Linked DNA regions of Homo sapiens: region 2 is linked to region 1. A link is a loop called in an ENCODE intact Hi-C map of the cell type or tissue named here. Cell type or tissue: PC-9. All regions are shown on one strand.

Region 1 (2,500 bases):
CTGGCCAACATGGTAAAACCCCATCTCTACTCAAAATACAAAAATTAACTGGGCATGGTGGCACACGGCTGTAATCCCCGCTACTCAGGAGGCTGAAGCAGGAGAATGGCTTGAACCTGGGAGGCGGAGGTTGTGGTGAGCCAAGATCACACTAATGCACTCCAGCCTGGGTAATAGAGCAAGACTCCATCTCAAAAAAAAAAAAAAAAAAAAAAAAGCTTTAAGCACAGAAATGATGTGCTCAGATTTATGCTTCGTGAAGAAAAAAAAAAATCCCTCGGCTTCAGTGTAGAGGATGGAGGGGGACCTGTTGGAAGCAGGAAGATTAATTACCTGTGACAATGCAAGAGGCTCTTATGAAATAGAGAATAGAGAACCATGTCAGAGCAAAATTTCTATCCATAAGGTCCATTCCTTCTGTTGTCTGGGTAACAAAGACAATCCCTTGGTATATCATCTACCATGTTTGGGTAAAGCATGACACAGGACCTACGAGCACAGGATTTCTTTTGTTGCTCAGAGAAGGCAAGAATTGCCATGAGGCGTGACCCAAGATCACAGGATAAGGAATGCACACACTTTGACTTCCCAATCTGGCTTTGACTGGGTCTGTGACTTGGACTTGGGTATCAGTTCTCCCATCTCAAAGTGAGGAGACTAAACTAAATTGTTCCTTAAGTTTCTTCCAGCTCTGAAATCAATAACGTAATAGCTTAATGAGCTGGCTTTAGAATTATATATGAATCTGAATTCTCTCTGCCACTTCTGGCTGCATGACGTTGGGCAAGTGACTTAAACACTCTATGGCTAAGTTTAAAATGGGGGTAGTAAGATTCTTCTTGCAAGGTTGTTGTGGAAACTAAATGTGACACTGTTATGTAAAGCATTTTTAGCACTGTATCTATGTATAATAGATGGCTGTTACTATTATAAACAAAAGTGAAGATAGTTAACCTGGATACTATGAAACAAGGAAACTCATCCCTAGATCATACTATGTCAAGAAACTAGAAAAGTGAATGTGTTAGTGCTTACAAATTCAGCTACACGTGCAGTCTTTTCTGCCTCTTAGGCTAGCCAACAGTACTGGGCTGAGATGGTAGTGCTGACACACTGTGACAGAGCACCCTCTAGTGGCCGTAAGCATTAACATTTTCATTACAATTATTGAAGAACATGGCTTTGTGGACATGCATGCAAACATCGAGGATTTGGGTTTGTTACTCTTAGATAATGCCAATAAAGCGAATAAAGTCTCACTAATTATAGCACTTCTAATAGTAATTCCTTAGTCAACTGTTCCACAAAAATCATGTTCTGGGCATTGATAAGATCTTGCAGTTCTAAAAGAGACAATTACATTTTAAATTAAAACGTATTAACATTTGAATCTCACATAAAATACTAAGTAGTTCTTTATGAGATTGAAAAATAATGTGACATCACTCAAAAGGATGGTGCAGTAGCACTTGGGTTAGGTGGCAGAGCTGGGGTCTTTCTAGGGGCGATCTTGCTACAAACTTGGCTGTGACTTTGGGCAACTTGCTTCATTTTGGGGAACCTGTTTCCTATTAAAATATAGAACTGTAAGCCTGAACAATCCTTTTTCCAGCTTTAAAATTCTCTGAATTAAGGGAGATAGGTTATCCATTTTAATATAGAGCTCTGGTTTCAAAGAAATTTGATGTCAACTTTTCTTCATGAACATGGGGTCTCAAGTACAGTAGTTTAAAGGCCATGCAAAGACAAATTTATACTATTTTAGAAAATCAATCCAAGCCATCTGTAGCAGAGATAGCTAGTCATTAACAACGATTCATATTTCCTTTCCATAATGTAGAATTTTGCAGAAGTACCAGTCCAATCAGGACTCCATTTAGCGGCTCCCTTTGCATTCAGGTGGGAACGTATGTTTAGTTCTTCCCAAAGGAATAGCAAAAACCATATGTATTTCCAAGTAGTTAAGTACCAGGTGCGTAACCCTCCACTCTTCCTCGTTCCCCTTGTCCTCCAAGGGATAACACTAATGTGAAAGGAATCTATTGAAGATGAGCTGCCCAGGAGGGCCACCCAATCAGAAATACCTGCATTGGATTTACTATTTCTTGTACTTTGCCACCTAAATGATTATCATTTAGGTGCCTGAGTTCAAACTGGTTCTGTAACAAGACAGAATATGCCTGTACTACTCTAAGGAAAATTAGCTTATAGGAATAAAAATTTTTCTGCAGATACTAACAAAATTTAAAGGCTGCATAGTTGATCTAGCAACTAAGGTTCTATGACTCTTCTGAGAAGTATTAACTGTGTAAAAGAAAAAATATATTTTTAATAGAAAAATGGAAACAACCTGAAGTTCAACTGAAAACAGATCAAATCAATTAAGACAAATATATACTGCAGAATACTATGTACTTACTGTAAAGGATGAATAGACTTTAGGCACCAACATGGAAAGATGTCCTCAATGAGAATTATAGAAGTTAAAGATATACAGTAT
Region 2 (2,500 bases), 60 kb before region 1:
CAGAAGTGACACAAAGGGACTTCCAAGACTAGGTCACAGGTAACCATTTTGTTTCTGCCTTGGCGTCTTGGCATGCATGCTCTATGGGAAGCCAGCTGCCTTGTGAGAAGTCTGACTACTCTAAGAAGAAGTCCCAGCTAGAGATGACACATGGCAAGAGAGGTGTCCAACCAGCGTCCAGACTTGCAGCCTTCCCAGCCCAGGTAAGTAAAAAAGCCACCTTGGACATCAAGCCCAGTCAAGCCTTTGGATAAGTCCAGCCCCAGGGGCCTCTGACTGCAGCTGCGCTAGACCCCAAGCAAGAACCACCCAGCTGAGTCCAGTCAACACGAACCCTGAGAGGTAATAATTGTTGTAAGCCATTAAGGTTTAGGGTGGTTTGTGATGCCACAATAGATAATCAGAAGATACCTGATATTATCCCCATTTTAGATGGGGAACTGAGGCTCAGGGAGATCACGAGGGCTTGTCCAAAGTCATATGGCTAATAAATGCTAGAGCCAGAGCCAAAATCCAGATGTGCTGACATTTATAACTGTTGTTTGGACTCCTTTCTGCTCTGTCATTACCATCCTCTCCCATGCCCTGGGCCCAGAAAGGTTGGGGAGGGAGGGAGCCAGCCATCTGAGTCTTTTTGCCAGCCCAAAGGAGAGGTCTACTCATGCCATTTATAGCAGCCCAGTTCTCAGGGGGGTTAGAGAAGTGTGTCCCCTCCAGCATCCTGATGCCCAAAGGGTACTCCCTTCTGGCATGTCCTCATGTTCTTCCTCTCTCTATTCAAGTCCTTCTGTCAACCAGCTGTCCCCTTGGGAATGAAGAAACGCACATTTACTGAGCATCATCTGCCTAAGCATTTTTACATGATGTTAGCTCATATAATCCATATGGCATGAATACCAAGTAGATACTGCCACAATTGGTGGGAAACTGAGGCTCAGAGGGGAAGATCTTTGCCCAGACTCACACAGCAAGTGAGTTTCAGAGCCTGGATTCCAACCCAGATTTCTCTATTCTACCATCTGCATTCCTTCCACTGGAAGATGGGGCTAATGTTATGCAGACATGCCACCAGAGCATCTGATGTGACACAGGTTCTCAGTGTATGCCACATTCCCTTCCTTTTCCCTCCCTCTATTTCTGCTCCATCCCAGAGAAATTCAGAACCTGCCAAAAGGCAAGAGAAGTCCTTGAGTAGAAAAATAAGACTCAACAATTATTGAACTCTCTGTGATATAGGCTCAAGGATTATCTTATTCTCACAAATACACTGTGAATTTAGGTGCTGTTATTAGCTCCACTTTCCATCTGATGAAGTCAAGGCTTAGACAGATAAGAAACTTGCCCAAGATCCTACAGCTAGTAAGGGATGGATTCAAGATCGAAACCCTGGTGTTTTTGTCTCTGAAGTTCATGCTCTTAAACAGCAAAGCCTACCTCAGCCCCTGAACTGGGAGCTCCCATGCCAGCTGCATGCCTGGCAGCCTGCCTGATAGAGCAGGACTGGGCAGGCTGATTAATGAGGGGAACGACCTGGGGAAGGAATGAGGTCACATTCCAGGAGGCTGAGGCAAGGCTGTTCACGAATCACTTCAAAATACTCACTCTCTTGGAAAAATACTAGCAGGGTTGGATACTCATGCCAAATAAGAAAACTAGATATACAAAATGGATATTAGGACTGAGCATAGTATTCAACCTTCCAGGGCCATAGGCCTAAAGGGGACCAATTGCTCAGCCATGGGTCATAGCCTTCCAAGGACTCGTTCATGTCCTGCCCCCTTCCCATACCTATCCCTGGTCTCCAGAAGATCAGATGGCCTTCCCTCTGACTTCCACCCCTCTTTGTATGTGACTTAAGCACATAACATGTGCTTGAATTATTAATAAATTCATTGGCTTTAAAGATATTTTTTGGGCACCGACTTGATGTCAGGCACTGTGCTAGGAGTAGTGAATATGACATATTAGTTACCCCCTTGGCCCTTACAATCTAGTGAGGAAGGTAGACATTAAACTGGAGATGAACATTTTGATAGGATAGGGTGCTATAGGAACTAACATTCTTCCTTTCTTCTTTCCCTTCCCCATTCCTCCCTTCTTTCCCTTCCCCATTCCTCCCTTTTTCTATTATCTCCTTCCTTCCAGAAATACTTATTAAGAACCTACTATGTGCTAGTATCAGTCGAGGTGCTAGAGAAGAAAGCAGTGAACAACAGAGATGCTTGCCCCCTTGGAGCTTATATCCCAGTGATGACTGGGGAATTTGACTTGGGATAGGAACAACTTGTGAAGGAACTTGTGAGCCATGCCAGAGTTTGAACTTTATCTGGTTGGTAAAAGAGAACCTAAAATTGAATTTAGGCAAGGGAATAGTCTGAGCAGATTTGTGTTTCAGAAAAATCGCAGGAAAACTATATGGAGGATGAGTGGCAGGAGGTGAGACTGGAAGCAGCAAGATCAGATTGGAGGTTGCTGGGAGACCATGAGAGAGACAGGTTGG

Evidence for each region. Hi-C counts contacts between places; a loop is a spot of excess contacts. Peaks named below come from ENCODE experiments on the same cell type or tissue, not always from the same donor. Only the 100,000 strongest peaks of a DNase experiment are listed, where the experiment ranks them.
Region 2: it touches region 1 in a loop (5-fold over the local background); 8 of 110 quality-filtered maps call a loop at or near these places.

The regions. Positions count from the first base shown.
Region 1 is chr1:58,651,651-58,654,150 of GRCh38, forward strand. No RefSeq gene overlaps it. Among named protein-coding and RNA genes, the nearest start is that of MYSM1, 47 kb to the right of the region's middle. RefSeq lists an enhancer at 987-1,281. In PC-9, CTCF peaks have their summits at 1,117 (motif pointing left) and 1,321; a DNase peak (open chromatin) is centred at 1,111; H3K27ac peaks cover 1,421 bases.
Region 2 is chr1:58,591,206-58,593,705 of GRCh38, forward strand. No RefSeq gene overlaps it. Among named protein-coding and RNA genes, the nearest start is that of TACSTD2, 15 kb to the left of the region's middle. RefSeq lists an enhancer at 1,372-1,666. In PC-9, no CTCF peak of the experiment used is centred here; a DNase peak (open chromatin) is centred at 1,526; H3K27ac peaks cover 1,714 bases.